Regions from separate parts of the Homo sapiens genome. Here region 1 is linked to region 2. A link is a loop called in an ENCODE intact Hi-C map of the cell type or tissue named here. Cell type or tissue: psoas muscle. All regions are shown on one strand. Each heading gives the region's core, and the rest is flanking DNA. Links, peaks and the distances in the headings are about the cores only.

Region 1 (5,376 bases), core at 75-5,074, 110 kb before region 2:
CCACATCCTTAATCAGCCTTTCCTCTGGGCATAAGCACAGACCCGGCACACCCAGGTGTCTTTCTCTTCCTATAAGGCCATAGTCCTACTAGATTACGGCCCCACCCTTACAACCTCATGTACTTCCTTACAGACCCTATCTCTCAATCCAGCCACAGTAGGGGTCAGAGCTTTCACATATGAACTTGGGGAGCACACATTCAGTCCAAACCGGTGCCTTGCTGCCATCTGGGGAAGGCTGCCCTCACACAGGGTGTCATTCTAACTTTCTGTGCCAAGACAGAAGTCAGCAGCTGGTGCATTTACCAGGCACCCAAGTGGTCGCTATCATCAAAAGTAGCCCTAGCTGGGGGGCCTATTCTTTTGGGTGTGATATGCAGTTGCCTTAAATGCAGCTATTCTCAACTGGGGGTAATTTTGACATCTACAGGACATTTGGCAACGCCTGAAGACACTTTTGGTTGTCACAACTGGGGATGGGGTGTGGGTAGTGGACAGCAGCTAGGGATGCTATGCAGTGAATGGTGGGTGGTGGCCGGGGACGCTGTGCAGTGGGTGGTGGGCGGCGGCTGTGGAGGCTGAGGGTTGGGTGGTGGGTGGCGGCTGGGGAGGCTGAGGGTTAGGTTGGGGGTGGTGGCTGGGGATGCTGTGCAGTAGGCGGTGGGTGGCAGCTAGGGATGCTCTCATGTGTGGCTCACGCCTGGTCTCTGGGAAACATGCAGAAAATCCGAGCCCCTGCAAACTCTGGGAATGAAGCCCAAGCCCAGGGCAGAGGCAGCCTGCCCTTCACTCTTAGCACTGCAGCAGCCGGAAACACACTCTCTCCTGCCTTGGAATTTTCCAGGTAGGCATCACACAGTGGTCCACGGTGCCCCTCAGCTTCAGAGACACATGTCAAGCCTTCCATGGGGTCTTACTGAAGTCTCTCTTCACTCGTGAAGCTATTCCAGGCCTTCCTAAAAGGTCCCCTGAAAAGTCTTTCCCTCAGAAAGACTTCTCAGAATCCTTTTATTTTCCAACCCTCGATATGGATGAATCCATGAATTTTTCTTATTTATTTATTTTTTTGAGATAGAGTCTCACTCTGCTACTCAGGCTGGAGTGCAGTGGTGCGATCTCGGCTCACTGCAACCTCCACTTCCTGGGTTTAAACGATTCTCCTGCCTTAGCCTCCAGAATAGCTGGGATTACAGGCACCCACCACCAAGCCTGGCTAATTTTTGTATTTTTAGTAGAGACAGGGTTTCGCCACATTAGTCAGGCTGGTCTTGAACTCTTGGGCTCAAGCAATCTGCCCACTTAGGCCTCCCAAAGTGCTGGGATTGCAGGTGTGAGTCACTATGCCTGGCCTTGAATCCCATGAATCCCATGAATTTTTAAGCATAGGCCCGTAAGGCCCGTCAATATTCTGTGTCCCTTCTCCATCCTTCTCCACCCAGCCCTGCTCCATCTTTTGCCAGAATTAGCTGCAGGTTCCATTAGGGCTAGAAAATAACATATCTCAAAATTTTTATGATTTTCCACTCCTTTTTAACTAGGAAAAAAAAACAGGCAAAACAGCAATAACAATGAGTGAAAATATAACTTGTAATCTCCATAAACAACAATTAGGAGGAAGGTGGAGAAAGAAAAATAGAAAATTTGAGGAAGCACAGTAGAAAATAGCATTAATTATTTTTAGCCCTCTTTATGGACGTAAATGTGAGTTTTCTTCAATAACACGGAATGTGTTATGTGTTTCTTAGTTTGCTAACAAAATTATGTTTAGGGAACTAAAGTTGTAAATGTTGTATGAAGAAAACCAAATAACACTCTGCAAGAAAAAAAAACTATATTCCCTATATTATCCGAACATTTTTAAAACTCCAAAAGTTTTCAAGAGCTTCCAAAAAACTGTGTTTTTTTCTAACTTTCTTCCAATTTTCCTCCCACGCTTCCCATTGCTGTTTACCTTTTGGTTGTGCACACTTCATTATATTAGACCTTGGTTCATCTGCCCCTCAGGGCCATCGTGTGAGTTGGAAGGGTCTTTGGAGCAGAACATCCCTCTCCCAGGTGGAACAGGGAGGGTAATCCATTCTCAGACCCGTTAGTACTGCCCCCTTGTGGCTATTTCCTTAATAATAATGTCATCACTAAACTTCATCCTGAGTTGTCTAAGAAAGAGTCACTGAACACCAGTTGTAAGTTGGGACTGGGATGCTGATTTTAGAGGAGAGGGATAGGGAGAGGTTTGTTAAAGGATACAAAATCCCATCAGGTAGGAGGAATCAGTTCTAGTATCCTACATCACTGTAGGATGACTATAGTTAACAGCAACGTATTATGTAGTTTCAAATAGGTAGCAGGATGTTAAATGTTCCTAACACAAACAGATGATAGAAATTTAGATGATGAATATGCTAATTACTCTCATTTATTCACTATTATATGTATTGAAACATCACCATGTATCTCCATGAACATGTACAATTATTCTTGAATATGTACAATTATTCAATTTAAAAATAAAGTAATTTTAAAAAATAAAGAATGAATTATAGTATTTGCCTAAAAAGAGCTCACAGACCCTTGTGGAGGACAGTCTCCTGCCCAGCTAATACTGCTTTATATCAGAATGCATTGTATTGCAGAGGAAAAAGTGGCTCACCAGAGTAGGTAGGATGGGAAGGCTCATGGATGAAAGGCCACTGAGGCAGGGACAGCAAGGAGGCAGGCACATGGAGAAGAAAAGGGTTATCCCAGCCCGAGCAAAGAACCCAAGCACGGGCCCCAGCCAAGGTGTAAAGGCAAAGTAAGTTCAACCTAACGTGGGACTTAGTGCACACACTTGGGGGCAGAAAGGTGGGGGTTCAAGTCCCAGGTGTGCCACTCAAGAGCTGCATGATCTTAGGTAAGTTATTTAAGCTTCAGTTTCCCTTTTCATTAAAATGGAGACAATAGTGCCTATTTCACAGAGTCCTTGTGAAGATTAAATAGAATAATACACGCAAAGTGCTTGGCAGTGCTTGGCCTACAGTAAGTGTTCAATCAATGTTAGCTGCTAATGGCAAGTGATGCAGGCTGTTTTGGAGTATGGATGGCATTTATGGGTGCAGAGCGGAATGGAAGTTGAAGACAGAGCCTGAATGCCAAGCTAAGCAGCTTAAAATTATCTTCTACACAGCAGTGAACCACAGTAGATTTTTGCAATGACGTGGCATGAGGTGATTCGACTATTTGAAGAGGAGAATTCTATGAAGAGGATAAAGGATTGGAAGCAAGGAGGCTGCTAATTCATTTATGAAATAAATATTTATTTTAAACCTACTAGCTTTAAACAACTATGCTGGTGCCTGTGAACAACAGTGAACTAGAGAGAAAGCGGACTGTTGTCTGCTGGGAGCTTTCATCCTAACAGAGAGTAGACACATCCATGAGTTTCCCAGGCAACAGTACAGCATTACTGCATGTCATGGGAGGGCTGGCAAGGAAATATACACAGGGATGAGATAGAGAATAACCTTGGATAAATAAATCACTTAAGCTCGTTCTGCCTCTATGTCTTCATCTCTTAAGTGCAGCTTATATTCCAGCCCTGCCTACCAAGCAGAATCAGTGTGTAGATTCAAATGAGATGATACGCTGGAAAGAGTTGTGTGAAGTGTAAATCACTTACAGAAGTCTGAATGAAAATGGATTCTTGGCTTGGCGCCATGGCTCACACCTGTAATCGCAACACTTTGGAAGGCTAAGGCAGGCTGATTGCTTGAGCCCGAAAGTTCGAGACCAGGCTGGGCAATGTGGTGAACCCTCGTCTCTGCAAAAAGTGGAAAAATTAGCCGGGTGTGGCGGCACATGCCTGTAGCCCAGCTACTTGGGAGGCTGAGCCCGGGAGTTCAAGGCTGCAGTGAGCTGTGATTGCACCACTGCACTCTAGCCTGGGTGACAGAGTGAGACCTTGTCTCAAAGAAAAAGAAAGAAAATGGATTCTTATGAGAATCCCTACTGTTCATGGATTCTTAGGAGATTAAATTTAAGGGGTACAAGCACGATTTTGTTAAATGGATATATTGCTTAGTAGCAAAGTCTGGGCTTTTAATGTATCCATAATGCAAATAATGTACATTGTACTCATTAAGTAATTTCTCATCGCCCAACCACCTCTCACTGTCCCCCTTCCAAGTCTCCAATTTCTATCAGTCCACACTCTATGTCCATGTGTACACATTATTTAACTCTCACTTAAAAGTGAGAACATGTGGTATTTGACTTTCTGAGTTGTTTCACTTAAGCAACGGCCTCTAGTTCCATCCATGTTGCTGCAAAGGACATGATTTCATTCTTTTTATGGCTGTATAGTATTCCATCGTGCACATGTACCACATTTTCTTTATCCAGTCATCCACTGATGTACATTTAGGTTGATTTCATATCTTTGTGCTATTGTGAATACTGTTACGATAAACATATGAGTGCCTCTATCTTTTTAATATAATGATTTTAGAAAATGGATTCCTAGTAAGATCTTTAGGGCCTTTGCCCTAGTGTTCCCTCATAGTCGACTCATCTGGTTTTTCCTGAGCCACTCCACACAGGAAGACAGAGTTATTTTCTGCCTTTCCTGGATCCCACTTCTTAGAATCATATGGAAAGATGAAAGGAAAAAAGGAAAAGGGAAGAAAAGGGAAAGGAAAGGAAAGGAAAAGAAAGGAAATGAAATGAAAGGAACATCTCTGTAAGGACTAGGCACTTTCAGCCCTGTTGCATCGGTGGATCTCGATGGAGCACTTCGGCAGTTCGGGAGGGTGTTTGGTTATCACAGTGACTGGGGATGCTGCTAGCATCAGTGAACAGAAGCCACAGATGAGAGGCATCTGCAACACAGAGGACAGTCTCCATCATGAAGAATTGTCCTGCAATTGCTCAGCTTTCAGAATGTCATGTAGGTAGAACACCTGTTTATAAATCTGAGCCTAGAATCAAACTGCTTTACATAAAGCAGAGAATGTTTTTCTCTGTCGCTTTAAAACGCAAAGTTTCCCAACGAGGGTATAAATCTAGGGAAGTCTGTATTTTGTGTGAAACCTTTCAAGCACAGTGCACCACTTTGAAAAACCCTAGCATGATAACCCGTCAGTTATCAGTACATTTGTAGCTCTCACAATCGCAGTGATTCTCTCACTATATGCATTTACACAGACATACCTAATCCTATCTCAAATGTCAAAAACGGCACATAATTTTTAGTGGAACACTTTCTTGCCATTCTTAAATCCAAATGTATTCATTACAACTAACTATGAGCATCTGAATCCTCCATTGTCTTAATGTGGCTGTGCCTGAGCATTTAGATCTTGAAATACAATCTTTTAAGTTACCTGCTCCCTTTTTTCT
Region 2 (5,376 bases), core at 273-5,272:
CCGCCTCCTGGGTTCGGGTGATTCTCCTGCTTCAGCCTCCCGAGTAGCTGGGACTACAGGCACATGCCACCACGCCCAGCTAATTTTTTGTATTTTTAGTAGAGATGGGGTTTCACCATGTTAGCCAGGATGGTCTTGTTCTCCTGACCTCATGATCCGCCCACCTCGGCCTCCCAGAGTGCTGGGATTACAGGTGTGAGCCACCGCGCCTGGCTGTGATTCTTGTTTTAATTGACATAGGTTTGGGGATTTGGGAGGAAAGCAGAACCCATGGCTCCTTCCCAGGAGTTTATGAGCAACGCATTTATAACCTGAATGGAATGAGCATGAAGAACAGCCAAGGGGCAAGGCAAAGACGCTGGAAAGAAAAGGCTACTTCCTTGGTGTACATTCACTGACAAACTCCTCCTTAGATGACAAGGCCCTTTACTTTCTTCATTGACTTTGTCTTCATTAAAAAACTATCCCCTGATGATTTCACTAAGTGATGTCATCATCCAACCCCCCCCACCCCCTGCAACCTTCCTGCCCACACTGGGCTAAAAGTCTCACTCTTTCAGCTCAATGCTCAGTAAGCAAAATATGGATCAATAAAGTAGCCCAGTGTAGCAGAAGATGCATGATATTTGAATTCAGACACATCTGGGATCCAGTCCTAGCCTAACTCTTTGTGATAAGCCAAGTGAGCCGTGTGACCCTCCATTCACTTAGCTACAAAACAAGGTACCAAATTCACCAGAGTTATAAAAGGATTATAGGAGAGGCTTGTGGAAAGCTCTTTCAAAACTACAAAACCCCATTTCACAGATGAAAAAACTAAGTCACTGAGTTTACTGTGAGTTGCTGGGTGGCTAAGTAATGAGCCCAAGGTTACAAAGCGAGTGGGTGGCCGGGGGGGCATTCCAGAGCAGAGCATAGAGCACTTGTATTCTGGGCCAACCACCAAGTAGCAGTTGTCTTTTTATCTGTCTCTGTCTTTAGCCTTTGAGATCAAGGAGAGCAGAGATCTCATCCCTGGAAAAGCAAGTACTGAGACACATTTGTTGAATGAGGGGTCCCATACGGAGCACCAGGCACGTACCCAGCCCTCATTTGTTGAATAAACGAGCAGTGCCCAGGAGCCCTGTGTGGGAAGGGGATGATGAAGAGTAGCGATTTTCAGTGAATGGGTTGACCGAAACATAGCCACAGAGATTTGCACTTTTTCAACAAATATAGAAATCTCACAGGTTTGTCTTCTCATGGAATCTCCATGGTGCCAGGAGCACTAAAAATGACTCTCCAGACAAACAAAAGCAGGAAAAGCTGTCTGGACACAGTGGCTCACACCTGTAACCCAGCACTTTGGGAGGCTGAGGTGGGAAGGATCTTTTGAGGCCCAAAGTTTGAGAGCAGCCAGGGCAACATAGTGAGACACTGTTTCTATAACACATTTTTTAAAACAATCTAGATGTAGTGGTGCATGCCTGTTGTCCCAGCTACTTGGGAGGCTGAGGTGGGAGGATCACTTGAGCCTGGGAAGTTGAGGCTGCAGTGAGTTGTGATCACGCCACTGCCCTCTAGCCTCAGAGACAAAGGAAGACCCTATCTCCAGAAACAAAAGAAAAGAAAACCAAAAAACAAAAAGCAGATCTTTACCACCCCACCTTATTTGGGCCTACCTGCAGACCTGGGCGTGGGGCTGAATGTTGGGATCTCAAAGGAATTTCAAAAATCTGGCCCAGCCCCGGGGTAATCTGATAACTAAAAACTCATAAAGACATAAAGAGATCTTAATGCTTACTGAGGCAGTACGGTCTTTCTTCGTCTGAGAAGGAGAGGTTATGGTCCACAAACTGAAAGAAGTATTCCAGGTCTGTTTGTGGTGGAGAGGGTTGGAGGAGGATGACTCCACTTGGGACTTACTGGGCCCTCCTTCCTGGCCAGGGAGGTAAAACAGACACAGGTTAGGCTGCAGAGCTGTAAGCCCTAAGCCGACTGGCAGGCGCCGTAAAAGAGAGCAGCGGGTTCAGTCGGTTGTGGGGTGGGCAGAGGGTAGAGAAAGGGGCCAGTCACACTCAGCTGCAGCCCTCGCGGCCTCGCGGGCCTGTGGTTGCCAGGACTTAAATCTCCCAAGAGTCGTTACAATCCTGACTTTTATGTGAAAGCTCTCATCTTGTATTGGCAAGTAAATCCAAGACAGTTTCAATCACTGTGGGAGTCAAGCTAATTATGTCTGCAGGCTGGATTTGGTCTGTAAGCTGCCAGTGTGCCATCTCTGGATTAGTCACTGAAGAGTCAGGGAAGGTGATGAACCAGCACCAGCCACCCCAGATGGAGTCACGATGTGGCGGTAGTGAGAGAAGCAGGTGAGGGAACTGCGCCAGGTGTGGACGGGAAAGGCCTGACGTTCCTTCCCCAGGCTGCCCTGGGGAGATGGCGGAGGCGGGGGTGCTGCTCCAGTGCTGTCTGCTGGAGGGAGGTGTTCCCTTCCGTGCAGGGCAGAGGCAACCTACACCCGGCTGGCTCTGGGTTTCCTTGTGAGTGATCCTGTCCGTGGCATTAGTACCACCTAGTGGACTTCGCAGGAAGAACTGCATGTTGAAACCATGCGGACAGTCATTTACCAGAGCGGCGGCGGTGAGCGCAGCAGAAGGGCCAGGGTCCTCCGAGCGAATCAGCATGAAAGAAACCATAATAATGAGTAAACTCAAAGCTTGAAGCATAAACTCAAAGCTTCAGGGGGACAATGAGACAGAGGCAGGGGCGCTGGTCTTGCTTTCTCAGGCCGCCCAGTTCTGTTTGACTGAGCCTGTGGTCCGAGCGGATGGAATCCGCCCCTCCAGCACGGGGAGGCCCCCAGAGCCCAAAGACAAGGAAAGCCACCAGTCATATTGAAGCGTCCAGCCTTCTTTCTTTAAGCCTCATGAGAAATTAGGTGGGTGGTAATCCCAAATCAATGTTTGTGGCTGTGCTTATCCTGTTTCACAAGCCTAACATCTGTGTTTATATTGTTTAAAATCTATTAAATTGTGTGGAATATTTTCCCTTCATTTAAAAAAAAATTACTTCCCATCCCTTTTATTTTTGGAAAAGGTCACACTCTGTTTCCGTTTCCAAACTATGCTGACCCACATGATCTTCCTAACAAAAGTGTTTTCCTAAAACTCACTTGCTTGAGGAAACCTGTTCCTCTGCAAGGGCCCCCTCCCACACCTTAGCATCGATTTCCCCCCAGACTCATTTGCATTTGCTGTTGTTTCTCTCTGCTATTTCATAGGCCTGTGTGTCCTGTTTTTTTCTGTGCTTTTCCTTAAAGGCTCAGTACAGGCCCCACATAACACATCGGCTGTGAGTACTAGGCTTACCTTGATACTCTGAATCTCCCTACTCTGTCCACAGCATTTTTGCTGTTGCTGTAATTGCCAGGAGAGCAGGGAAGTAATCTGGTGTAATATTCAGCTTTTGAGTACTTGCTTCGTGTCAGTATTTTGACAGTATTACTGCTAAGCCAACTGGGAAGGTGAATTTTGGGGATACCTCTGCATACTAAATAAAAGCTCCAAATCTTAGAAAGTCATTAGAGATACAAAAGCACTCCCTTGAACACGCACAAAAGATCGGGGATTTCCAGGTCTTCATTGCATTTTTAATGGCCACTTTCAGGAAAGGCACTTCCAAGTTTGAGATTTTCCAGTTATAAGATGATCTGGGTCTGAAAGAGCGTAGATGGGACAGTCAGATTTCTCACTGCTCGGCTGTGTGCTTCATCTGCTCTTCCCGCCCTTAAAACATCCATTGTTCAGAATGGGGGAAGCCCAGCAGTGTTGCTGGGTGGCATTTGAGAGAGGGAGTGGAGTTGTCATGCTATAAACAGATATAGCATTGATCCTACAGAGCAAAAAGATAGGGAAAGGGAGGGAGAGGAACCCAGTTGGACATTATGTCATGCCAAAGAGAATTCCAAGGATGGTTAAGAATGGCAACCAGAGGCCCTTGAAACTCCCAGGAGGCCAGCAGACTTCACTAGGCAGAAACCCAAGAAAAAAGTTACCCCCATTTGTCGCTAAGAATGGCGGATGTCAAGGGGAATGGGAACAAAGGGGAATTTCTAGGGTCCTTGTAAGCTTAAAAGTCCTATTAAGTGAAGTTACTTGAGATCAGCCTGGAATATCTTAATCTGGACTTCCCCAACGGCCAGTTTTAAATCTTGTTTACAACTCAGGTCAGAATTAAAATGGAAAACAGCCTTCGATGACTTCCAGACAAGGAACTTTGGAAAAAATTAATTTTACAGTAACATCAAAATGTCTGTTATAGCTTGTGCAACAAAGCTATACAAAAAATCTGTACAAAAAATAAAAAAATTAACTGGGCGTGGTGGTGGGCGCCTGTAATCCCAGCTACTTGGGAGGCTGAGGCAGGAGGATTGCTTGAGCCCAGGAGTGTGAGGCTGCAGCAAGCTGGGATTGTGCCACTGCACTCCAACCTGGGGGACACAGCAAGACCCTGTTTCTAAACAAAACACACAAAAAAGTGTTCATTAGGCCCTTGTCTTCTGCACACCCATCACTCTCGGGAAAGAAGCTGGTCTGAGCTAAGGTCCAAGAGCAGCTGGGCCTAGGGCCTGGCAATTCATTTCAGCAGTACGGAGACTGTCACATCCCATTCCCAGGCTCTGCTTCTCCAGACTCCAGCAAAGGTAGTTGTGGCCTGTGTCTCAGAAGAGGGGTGCAGGAAGGATCAGAAATCAGGTGGGAGCCACGAAGAACAGCAGGCAGGAGCCAGGAAAGCTGCAGGGGCAGGGTTCCCAGAGACTCCCTAGACTCTGGAGATGGCACCGCAGGCTTCTGGTACCTCTCATGCCAGGAGATGCTTCCTCACAGCCCAGAATGAGTAGCTGGCAACAATCAGGGACGATCCTCTGAGGACCAGTCATAGTGTCTGTGATGTACCCACCTTCTGAAGGTGGACTGAGGCTTCTAGCTTATAAGCTGGCTGCATAGGCACCCCTCGTCCCCTAGCAATGTCAACAATGACTTGTACCGCCATAACACAGAGGCACATGTAGATTCCATTCCAGGTTAGAATGTGTCTTTTATGCCACTGCCAAATGTTGCAGCGGCATGAAACAGTTCTGACATGAGACAAGTGTATTCCATTCTGAGGACTGCTGGTTTATAAATAAGTCAAAAACGGCCAGATAATTTAGGTCAAGGTGAGTTTATTGTCCAAATAGCATAACCTAATTGCATTCAAAACCATTTTCAAATCCATCTTTAAACTAGTCAGAAAACAGGTTATTATTTTTTTAAATCACTTAACACTGAACAGATAAGACCTCTTAAAAGGCAGCTGACTATATCATGTCACCATCATAGCCAATACAACATTTTT

Evidence for each region. Peaks named below come from ENCODE experiments on the same cell type or tissue, not always from the same donor. Only the 100,000 strongest peaks of a DNase experiment are listed, where the experiment ranks them.
Region 1: it touches region 2 in a loop (3-fold over the local background); 14 of 110 quality-filtered maps call a loop at or near these places.

What each region holds. Positions count from the first base shown.
Region 1 is chr12:4,418,410-4,423,785 of GRCh38, reverse strand. No RefSeq gene overlaps it. Among named protein-coding and RNA genes, the nearest start is that of FGF6, 25 kb to the left of the region's middle. In psoas muscle, for the core only: a CTCF peak has its summit at 2,107 (motif pointing left); no DNase peak of the experiment used is centred there.
Region 2 is chr12:4,305,164-4,310,539 of GRCh38, reverse strand. CCND2 (cyclin D2) reads right to left here. Exons shown (of 5, transcript NM_001759.4): 5 at 5,187-5,376. Among named protein-coding and RNA genes, the nearest start is that of TIGAR, 13 kb to the left of the region's middle. In psoas muscle, for the core only: a CTCF peak has its summit at 2,555 (motif pointing left); a DNase peak (open chromatin) is centred at 2,489; H3K4me3 peaks cover 835 bases; H3K27ac peaks cover 764 bases.